Linked DNA regions of Homo sapiens: all the other regions are linked to region 1. Evidence: chromatin contacts called from ENCODE Hi-C data. All regions are on one chromosome and are shown on one strand. The core of a region is the stretch at or near the end of the contact, and the rest is flanking DNA. Distances in the headings are between cores, read along the strand shown. Region 1 holds the start of TXN (thioredoxin). Region 2 holds the start of NIPSNAP3B (nipsnap homolog 3B). Region 3 holds the start of SMC2 (structural maintenance of chromosomes 2).

Region 1 (3,666 bases), core at 463-2,962:
ATAGACCACTCAAAGGTCTTCTGGCTCAGTGGAGGGGGTTCTTAGCAGTTGGGTTATACTGAGGTTGCCAGACCCTGGAGAACAGAATCCCAGCCCCACTCCCTTCCCCAGGAATGGATTAATAATTTGTCACACAATAGGTGCTTGGAAAAAAAGTATATGAAAGACAATTCACTACTAAGGATCTTTTCAACACATGAGGGCTGCTAAAATGAGAATCCCACTAAGAAAAAACTGATTGAGAGGAAGATAAAAGATGACAGTGGCAATCAACATATGAGGAAAAAACACTGAGAGTCAATAATAATCAAAGGAACAAAAGGATCGGGGACACATTGCAGACACACTTCTGTTTCCGAAGCCCACCCGGCACCAAACAGGTCAGGGCACCCGAGGCGGGCGAGGACCCGCCCTCCTCTGCTTCCCGCAGGTAGGGAGGGGTAATCGCAGGGTAGGCGCTGGCGAGGGGTCTTCTACCGTTCGAGCAGTATCAATTTCCTCCACTCACTTTTCTGACGCTGCATTTAACAAATATTTCTGGAGTGGCTACATTGGACTAGACACTGCGCGTTAGGCTCTGGGTTTCCCAGTCTACAAGGTTTTAGGCTTGCAATAACTTTCAAACATGGGAAGGCTGTTTCGCCTTGGGCATTTTTAAGAGGACAAAACAACGATCGGGATACCGATAGGTCGGCGAGCAGGCAGCAGGGCGCGGCTGCTCCCAGGAGGAACCCTGGCTCCAGCAAAACCCACCGACTGAGGGTGAATCATGGACGGGCAGGGCAGCCGAGGCCCCCGGGCCCAACCTTGGGGACTCAGTCATTCCAAAGCCACTGCTGCCGGAAACGCGCCCTGCGCCACAGGAGTCCCGTGGGCGCGGCCCGGACCTCACTTCCTCGCGGTCACCTGGGGCCCTCGGGCCTCCTGGACAGACCTGCACGTGCCAGGGGGTCTCCAGCCGCAATCCGCCCCCTTAGTGCGGATACAGCACGCGTCACCTTTGGGGTCGGGCATGGGTGGAGGCAGGCGGGGGTCTCCGGCCTAGACCCGCTCCCAAAGGGAGATCACTACCCCCGCTGCGGGTGGATCACTTCACATACGGAAAGGCAGCGGCGGCCACCGACCCGTGCCTTCTGCAAGGGCCCTCCCTATCCTTGCCTGGGGCCTGAATCTGGATACAGATGGGGGGCCAAGGGCGGACCCCTTCCATTCCCTCATCTTCCTCCAGTCGGGGCTGCCCGGACGGGAGGGTGCAGGAGGCGCAGCGTGGGGACTCCTCACGCTGTCTGCGCTCTCACATCCCCCGGACGCTCCCCGCGTGCGTGCAATCCCCCGAGGAACAGGGTGCGAGAAACGCTGGGCACCGCCACTCCGCCCTCCAGGGGACCCTCGTCCTTCTCCTCCCTTCCTCCAGGGCAGGCTCCACCGCCTCGGGCGCGCCCAGGCCGCTGCTTCCCGCAGTCCCAGGCCGAGACGCCGCGTCCCTTTCCCCTGGCGATGCGGAGGGGCGGCCTCCGCACCTCCCGCCACCGCCTTCCCCACCTCCCGCCACCGCCTTCCCCAGTTACAGAGGCCGCGCGCGGCGCCGGCACCCTGGCCTTCCCCGGTAGCGCGTACCTTGCTCTCGATCTGCTTCACCATCTTGGCTGCTGGAGTCTGACGAGCGGCTGTAAGGACCGATGGAAATGGATCCAAAGCACCAAACAGAGCTTCAAGACTCGCTGCTTGCTCTCTCCCTTTATAAACTGGCACGCCCGGCGTGCGTGTGGCGGGGGCGCGCGCGCCCGGCCGGACCTCCGCGCCCGTCGCTGCGCCCCGGCCACGCCCCGCCCCTGGAGCCTGCGAGCCGGGATCGGGGCGGGGCTGGCGCAAGCGTGGGGCGGAGCTCCAGGGCTTCGGCTCCTGTAACCCCAAGCCCAGCTCGCACTCCAGCTGGAAGTGGGGATCAGCACTGCGCGTGACGGTGGGAGGCGGGGAGACGGACAGTCACCCCCAGAGACACAAGGTCCCTCCCGGGTCACCTGGGGATGCGTCCGCCGGGCCTGAATCGAACACGCCCACGCTCGAGATGGGGACCGCCCAGGCAGGGCTGGATTCCTCGAAAAGGGCCGCCACGCCCCGGCCCCCCCAGCCACGTGAACCCCACAAAGTGCTGAGTAACGGTGACCGGGAAGTATCTCGGTGTGTACGTCCTTGCCTCCTCTCCGGAATTTACCGTGACCGTTCTCTTCTCTGTAACCTCCTTCTGTTCTTTCATTTTCACTGCTGAGCCCGCTGCTCCAGCTTGACACAGCGGTTTAGTGCGGTAGAAACGACCGGGGGACTGGTTGGGCTCTTGACCATCAGACAGCTGCGTGTGAGATGGAAGTGCCACTGGGTTGAGCTCTGCAACTTAGTTACGCAGTTGTGACCCTGGAAAGGTCCTGACCTCCTGAAGTCTCAGTGTTTCCTTCTGTAGAACGGGAATCATGATGGTCTCAATCTCACGGTGGTGGTATTTTGAGGGTTAATAGTGCTTGCAAAGGACGGTGCTTGGCACATAGTAAACACTCCATAGATAGTTCTTACTGTTCGGTGTCTTGCAGGGACTGATTGGGCCTGGCCACCTTATACAGCATTTACAATGGCACAGCACGCACACTTGTGTGAGATTCTTCTAACAGAGGCAGACTCCTGGAACAGAAGTCGGAGTTTGCATTGATCCAGGAATGCCTGTTGCAGGTTATGTCTGGCAGGGCTGGGGATTGTGGAAGGTGGGTATGTTAGCTGGCCTTGTGGAGCCAGGAGGGCCTGTCAGCGGCTGGAAGTGGAGGTTGAAAAGCTGCTCACAGGAACGAGAGCTAGAAGGCTGGGAGGGAGAGTCCCAGGTCTGTGTTTTCAGAGCTGAGCTGTTCCCGATGAAGCTGCAACTAGGTGTGATTGCCTAGGGGTGGTGATACTGCTGCCTGGCTGCCCCCTGAAATCCCTGGCTTCCTTCTTTCACTCTTTCAGACAGAGGAAGGGAGGAAACCAGAGGTTTTGAATCTATTGTGCAAAGTTTCTAGGGGGCTGAGGAGCACGGAGCATGAATATGGATATAGGCAAGGGACACATTCTAAAGACAGCCCATAGGGAGGGAAGACAGACTGCCCTGAATGCAGCAATGTTCCCAAAGAGAGGGAGGTTATTGGGGCAGAGAGGAAGGAGCTGTATGGAGCACCCAGAGCAGAATCTATAACCTGCTTTTCTGCTGCTGGGTTTTCAGTTCAGCTGCATCCCAGCTTCCTGACTTTTATCTGTTTGTTGGTGAATTTGCATGGGTGATAACAACAAATCATTGAGTTCCAGGAAGGGGCAATGCAGGCCATCCTCAGCTGACTTCTCTCCAAAGACCTTCCAAATGTCCAGTGACTCAGTGAAGGAGGTACTCCCTCTCTCCCACCTCCACAGCACCAATGCAGAGTAGATGTGGAGGATGGTACAGTTATAAGGAACTGGGAGGCCAGTCTGGACTCTGCAATTTGACTCCGTTGTCCTCATCCCTACTCTACCACTTCATGACTGGGTAACTCTAGGCAAGTCTAAATAGCCTTTTTGTGCCTCAGTTTCCTTATGTGAGAAGTGGGCGTAATAATAGCTTGTGCTATTATAAGGGTTGAGTGAACTAAAATATATGTAAAATGCTTA
Region 2 (3,450 bases), core at 214-2,713, 5.5 Mb before region 1:
ATTAGGAGGAAGACAAGGATGGGAGAGATTTGTTAAACAAAATTATAGCTAGATAGGAGGAATAAGTTCTAGTGCTCTATACCACTTCAGGATAACTATAGTTAATAATATATAGTTTCAAATTGCTAGGAGGATATTGAATGTTCTCAACACAAATGATAAGCCCCCGGGGGAGTGGCTTCTGTGAGACCTAAATCCTCATCTGCCACAGAAGGAAGGCAACACATACTCTCCATAACTGAAAATGCAAGAAATAGCAGAAAATGACTATTATTTAAAAATACGGGCCAGGCGCAGTGGCTCGTGCCTGTAATCCCAGCACTTAGGGAGGCTGAGCCGAGAGGATCACCTGAGGTCAGGAGTTCAAGACCAGCCTGCCCAACATGGTGAAACGCCGTCTCTACTAAAAATAGAAAAATTAGCCAGGTGTCGTGGCGTGCGCCTGTAATTCCAGCTACTCAGGAGGCTGAGGCAGGAGAATCTCTTGAAACCGGGAGGCGGAGGTTGCAGTGAGCCAAGATCATGCCACTGCACCCCAGCCTGAGCGACAGAGCAAGACTCTGTCTCAAAAAAATAAAAAACATACGGAAACAGGTATTAGAAGAACAGCTTAAAATGTTGAAGGTGGTTAGTCTGGGGACCAGTACTCTGGGACTGGGAGGACTAGACCAGAGGTCGGCTGTTTTGCTCTTAAGGCTTACAGAACGATCTAGTTTCAAACTATCTATGTTTAACTTCGACTTTTTCCTATCAGGCTCGGTGCTGCTATTCCACTGAGCTCATGGAAAATTAAATCTTTATTAGGAGCCTTCCAAGATCACAGTGGGGTGGCAATGGGGACAGATAATGCAGAAAAGCGAAGGCTCACTGGTCTACAAATACACGTCTATCACAACCTGTAAAAGTTAACCCTGTCCCAGCCTGGCCAATATGGTGAAACTCCGTCTCTACTAAAAAATACAAAAATTAGCGGGGCGTGGTGGCGGGCGCCTGTAGTCCCAGCTACTGGGGAGGCTGAAGCAGGAGAATGGCGTGAACCCGGGAGGCGGAGCTTGCAGTGAGGCGACATCGCGCCAGTGCACTCCAGCCTGGGCGACAGAGCAAGACTACGTCTCAAACAAAGAAACAAGTTAACCCTGTCAACATCTCGACTTTAAATGCAAAGCACTGCACATGCACACGCTGAACACCTCCCCTTCCTTCTCCAGGGGCAACACAAGCACAACCGCCGCACATTTACGAATCTACACAACTGCGCATCGGAGCGAATGAGGTCAGGGCCCAGAAAGGTGGGGCAGGAACGATCCCAGCCTTCAGCTAATTCTGTCACCTCTAACGTCTGGGGCAAGAACGTTTCAGGAAACCAAGGGGGACCGAGGCTCAGCGCCGAAGAGAAAGACGCCAACTGCGGGACCTGTCGCGCCTCCCGCGCCGGGGTGGAGCTGACCCCGCCGAGTCCCGCCCCTGCCTGAGTTCGCCAGTGGTCCAGGAGCCGCTTTTTTCCACTCGGGAAGACTTCAGAGAAGTCTCACAAAGGACTCGGCTGGCTGCTTTTCTCAGTGCCGAAGCCGCGCCATGCTCGTTCTCAGAAGCGGCCTGACCAAGGCGCTTGCCTCACGGACGCTCGCGCCTCAGGTACTGGCCGCGGGGGCGCGCCCGAGCCCTGGCCGGAGGGGAGGGGAGGGGCGGGGGGTATTTCTGAAGCGTGCGAGCCACGCTCAGGCGCTCCCAGACCTGGGGCCCCGCGCCGCCGCCGAAGTTCTAACGCGGTCTCTGGAGCCGTCTGGCGCGCAAGGAGGAGGCTACAGGCCGGGGTCGTCTCGCTGGCAGTCGCTGTCAGAGGGGTTTTCTAACTGGATGCCAGTGTTTTTGTGATTTTTGTTTTTGTTTTTGAGACGGAGTCTCGCTCTGTCGCCCAGGCTGGAGTGCAGTGGCGTAGTCTCGGCTCAGTGCAACCTCCGCCTCCCGGGTTCAAGCGATTCTCCTGCCTCATCCTCCGGAGTAGGTGGAATTACAGGCGCCAGCCACCACGCCCGGCTAATTTTTTTTGTGTTTACTATTTAGTAGAGTCGGGGGTTTCACCATGTTGGTCAGGCTGGTCTCGAACTCCTGACCTCGTGATCCGCCCACCTTGGCCTCCCAAAGTGCTGGATTGCAGGCATGAGCCACTGTGCCCAGCCTGATGCCAGCTGTTTCTAGCCTAAATGCCACAACTCCCGGGACACCCCCGTGGCGCCAGCTGTTGCGTTTTTTTAGGATAACATCTCCAGATACAAATCTCCGAAAATCAACTTTAAAAGCAGTTATTAGAAATACCTCATTGGCCCATTTTCCGAGATAATAATATTTTTAAACTGTAGATACTAAGCAGTTTTTTATTTTCAGAATTTGATTAAACTGACCCAAAAAGAATGGCCATCAAAAGAAAGGATAGTTGCAGGTATTTTTTGGTATGAAGAAGGGTTTTCTAAGAAAACTAAGACACTTGGGCAATAAGGGCATAACTCATACTGGAGATGAATGAACTCAAGATAGACAATTATAATTAAGACGTTATGCACACAAACTACATAGACATTTGCATGTTGTAACCAAAAATATGTCAGTGAAAGATGCCTACTGAAACTGTTGCGATAGATTATTCTGGGTAGTGAGCCTCAGGAAATTGTCACATGCTAACCATGCCTAAATGAATGGATTTGTAAACTAGAATGCCACGGGAGTGGTCTGTGTATACACGTGTGTTTACATAAATATTTGCATGTACGTACATACAGACAGACTGGATAATTTCTGACAGGGCATTTGCTACTGAACATTAAGCTCACTCAGGCTCAGAGGGCCAGATTAGGACAGAAAATTTACCCATTGGGCATATGACTATTACAAAGGGTGGTTCTTAAAGGATAGTTCCATAAACTTGGTATAATTGAGTGCACTAAATGTACATACTTCTTGATATTGCATCTGTAATTAGAAACAATGATGGAGACAATTCTCATTTGTTGAGTTTTTTTCCTTTTCAGCCTTTATGCAGTATACACCCATAGTACAATGCAATTGGATAAGTTATAGCTTCCTTTTATATTAGTTACATTCCAGTCCTGTTTTTGACCGGTAGTCTTCATCAGTAGATTCAGGAAATACTTTGACCTGAATAGCCCTTCCTGTTTTTTTAGGAACCTTTTAAAAACAAGAGTTTTTTGTTAGTAAACGTATTTTTGGGCCTGCCAAAAGGCATGTGTACTTAATAAATTTTTTTCAATGTGTGGAACTAATACATATGGTATTGAGTAAGATGGAATATTGGCTAAACAGGGGAAAACCCTTTGTAAATTAAAGAGACTAAGTCTTAAATGTAGTTCTTCGGTAAAGGAGTATCATTATGATCCCACAGCCTTCTTGTGAGCAAATTCTCGTGAAAAAATGGCTAGAGGTAGACCCCTGCTA
Region 3 (3,469 bases), core at 33-2,532, 6.2 Mb before region 1:
AAGCACCCCTCCCTAGACACACCTTATTCTGTGACATTCCAGCCTTCAGAAATGTGAAGAATAAACTTCTGTGGTTCATAAACTACCCAGTCTAGGATATTTTGTTATGGAAGCCCAAAAGGATCAAGCCATTCCAAAATAGCATTGTTGCCCACACCATCTTTTTGAACCTCACTTAGGGTAACACCATACCCATTCGGAGTTAAGCCCTTCCTAACTCTTAAGTATCAACGTGCTTGGAAACGTGAGCAATCCTGACACGTTTTTTCTTCCTAAAGAACAATACATACTAATAATAGGATCGGCTAATAATACTAGATTCTATGCATGAAGCCTAGTATTTAAAAGCATGCAATCTGGAGCTAGACCGCCTGGGAACAAATCCCAGCTTACTAGACAAGCTGTTTAACCTTTTACTTGGTCTCATTTAACTCATTTGTAAAACGAGGGCAATTTCTGATTTCATAGGGTTGCTACGTGGATTTTAAAAAGCCCCTTGCAATATAGCCTAATATTCAGAACTCAATAACATGAACTGTCTTAAAAGGTTTCCAGAAAAAATCCCCAACAGGTTAGGTCGGCTTATCATTACAACGCTTTCCGGTATAAGGGAGATGAATAGCTATTTAGCACCACACAATTTCTCCTCTGGGCTCGGAACAGCTCTCGGTAGACTACGATCCCTTTCCGACGTGGAAACTTCAGATAAAAACGCTCCCCGAGGTCCGAGGCCAGTACGGGGCGGAGCCAGGACGCGGGCCAGAGTCCCCCGAAGGACGGTGCCTCTCTGGCCCCAAGAAGTACAGCTTTTATTTTGCAGCAATCTGAGCCAACCCGAGAAGATTCTGAAGCTTCCAAAACAGAACCGACGAGAACACTCATAGAATGCCTCTCCACTTCCTAACTGTCGCTTTGAGGAGAGAAAAGTAAGCCACAGCCAGCACCGCAGACTGGAGAAGGCGGAGTCTGCAGTGTGCCTAACGCGAACTAGAGGGACCGAGGCGGGGCGGGGCTGGCGAAGCGCGAGGACCCGGGGCCGAGGTGTGGGGCTGACCATAGAGTGCCGGACGCCGGTGTGAACATACACTATCTGCTCCTGTAGTGCCCAGGCCCCTGCCGGGGAGTCCCCGGAGCTACCATTATCGAGACTCTCATTCTATTGCCCTGCGGCTTTAATCCTTCGAGTGTAGGGGAAAAATTGAACCCTAAAGACAGGCAGCTCCTAGGCACCAGCACAGGAAATAAGCAATGGAGGTGGGGTCCTTTGCTCGCGCCGAAATTCAAAGGAATAAATAGTTCCGGCGCGGGTGTTGAGAGCGGTGTGGCAGGTGTTGTAGCCGCTATGGTGAAGTTCGCTTTGTAGCGGCCCCGGCTAGAGAGTTGTTCTGTTCCCTGCCTTTGTGACCCGGAGGAGCTTTTGGGGTGCGTCAAGCCCCTGGCCTGAGGCAGCGGTGAGGCGTGTGCGTGAGCACGGCCGGTTGGGCCGGGCCAGACTTCCTGGCGGGAGGCGGGAGGCGGGAGGCGGGGCGCGGGGCGCGGGGGCTGTAGGGAGGGGGACCAGTGGCAGAGGGACCTTAGGTGATCCTTAGAAATAAAGGCTAGCTTCTGTTCGACCTTGGAGTAGGGCGAAGAGGTGTAGACAGGCCTGGAGAAGCGAGGTAAAAGCCTGAGTAAAAGCAAGAAGTTGGAGAATATGAGATACATCTCATCTCTAGTAAATACTTAAATGACTTCCCCTCCTCCCGGAGTCAAGCACAATTCGGGGATGCAATGACGGACGTAGGTGAAGACACTGCGGGAACTTACAGACAAGTAATGACCGTCTAATATCAGCTTTAAGTACCATGAAGGAAAAAGAAAGCCGAGTGAAGGATTGTGGAGAGGTGACATAGGGAGGTCAGGGAGGACTCCAGTAAGGTGACATTTGAGCAAAGACGTGAGTGCAGTAGAGAGTAAGCTATGTCAGTATCAGAGAAAAGCACATTATAGGCAAAGATAATGGGATATGTAATAATCCATAGTCTTTGTTTAGGTAGAGTATGATAAAAGTAGAAGGCAAGCCTGGAAAAACGGGTAGAAGAAATAGTTAAGACTTCCCAGTTGAATGGTTTAATTTCCAGATAGTGGCTAACTCTGGTATATTTTTGAGTAGATGAACGATGTCTTTACATCAGACAAGATAGTTTGTCAAGTGGCTGTTTTATTTCTATCACCCTATCGTTGCTGTTTTTGCCTCGTGTTCATTATGATTCCAGGTTTACATTCCACTTAGGTGGTGGTATTTCTGTTTCGTACAGAACTGGTTTGTGGCCTGTTTGATTCCTGTCAGAGGTTTGCTGACCCAAGACAGTATCGAAAATGCATATTAAGTCAATTATTCTAGAGGGATTCAAGTCCTATGCTCAGAGGACCGAAGTCAATGGTTTTGACCCCCTCTTCAATGCTATCACTGGCTTAAATGGTAGTGGGAAATCCAACATATTGGACTCCATCTGCTTTTTGCTGGGCATCTCCAACCTGTCTCAGGTAAAGTGTAAACTTTCTGATTTATTTGAATTTAAGTTGGCAGGAGAATCCTCACTGAACTTTGGAGACGTCCCGATATTCTCTTCATTTGTGTTTTTATACTTTTTGTAAATTACACCTCACTGCAACCTTTTAAGGAAAGTAATATTACTCCTTTAGATGAGAAAATAGAAACTTAGAGATGTTTAGAAGTAACAGTGCCTCAAAACTCAGGCATTCTGACTGTAAAGCAGTCTCATTCCAGAGTATTTTCAACCCTGTGTAATGATGCCTTTTCAAATCCTATTAATGGATTGAATGACTAGTGAAAATCTTTGGGACAGTATTTCCTTATATCTTGCAAAGTAACTTTTTATTAAAAAATGAATAGGAAACAATTCAATTCAGGGTTGAAAAGGTTCTGTAGAGAAAAGTGTCCATTGCAGGTTGTTGCCTATTTTCCTTGTTTTTCTTGCCAGAGGATGCAGCTGCCTAACCTTGTCTACTTAATGGACACTACGTTGGTGGGTTTTCCAACAGCAAGGGACCCATTTTTAGTGCTGCTTTGTACGGTAGGGAGTTTTGTAATTGTTACACTTTTCATATTTTATTTTAGGTTCGGGCTTCTAATTTACAAGATTTAGTTTACAAAAATGGGCAGGCTGGTATTACCAAAGCCTCTGTGTCAATCACTTTTGATAATTCTGACAAAAAGCAAAGTCCTTTAGGATTTGAGGTTCATGATGAAATCACAGTAACAAGGCAGGTGAGTGGCAATTAAACCTTTGGGTATCTTAAGACCTTTTATGTCTGATGTGGTTTTTGGCCCTATGCCTTTGCAAAACGTGCTAGAGAAAGTTCATGAGCAAAATTGGTGCCTTAAATTCTGACTAGATTCCTTAATGTCTTCCTTATATTAAAATCTTGATCATGCACATTCTATCACTAAGAGGATTGAAAGACA

The links. A loop is a pair of places that touch in the nucleus more often than their neighbours do. Pooled maps may share reads with other maps.
Region 2: a loop to region 1 is called in a pooled map, with 7 times the contacts of the local background. The contact joins the promoter of NIPSNAP3B here to the promoter of TXN in region 1. A Hi-C loop is called at or near these places in 1 of 37 single-sample maps with no recorded cell type and 5 of 50 pooled maps.
Region 3: a loop to region 1 is called in a map of CD4-positive, alpha-beta memory T cell, with 11 times the contacts of the local background. The contact joins the promoter of SMC2 here to the promoter of TXN in region 1. A Hi-C loop is called at or near these places in 2 of 168 maps with a recorded cell type or tissue (CD4-positive, alpha-beta memory T cell and naive thymus-derived CD4-positive, alpha-beta T cell), 1 of 37 single-sample maps with no recorded cell type and 12 of 50 pooled maps.

What each region holds. Positions count from the first base shown.
Region 1 is chr9:110,254,795-110,258,460 of GRCh38, forward strand. It overlaps TXN (thioredoxin), which reads right to left and starts at 1,713. Exons shown (of 5, transcript NM_003329.4): 1 at 1,618-1,713. The coding sequence starts at 1,641. RefSeq lists enhancers at 905-1,234, 1,977-3,176, 2,105-2,304, 2,345-2,394 and silencers at 1,305-1,554, 1,725-1,964.
Region 2 is chr9:104,762,666-104,766,115 of GRCh38, forward strand. NIPSNAP3B (nipsnap homolog 3B) reads left to right here and starts at 1,464. Exons shown (of 6, transcript NM_018376.4): 1 at 1,464-1,635. The coding sequence starts at 1,576. RefSeq lists silencers at 1,193-1,392, 1,590-1,779.
Region 3 is chr9:104,093,027-104,096,495 of GRCh38, forward strand. It overlaps SMC2 (structural maintenance of chromosomes 2), which reads left to right and starts at 1,283. Exons shown (of 25, transcript NM_006444.3): 1 at 1,283-1,451; 2 at 2,298-2,526; 3 at 3,122-3,271. The coding sequence starts at 2,359. RefSeq lists enhancers at 566-1,235, 698-1,017, 1,236-1,903.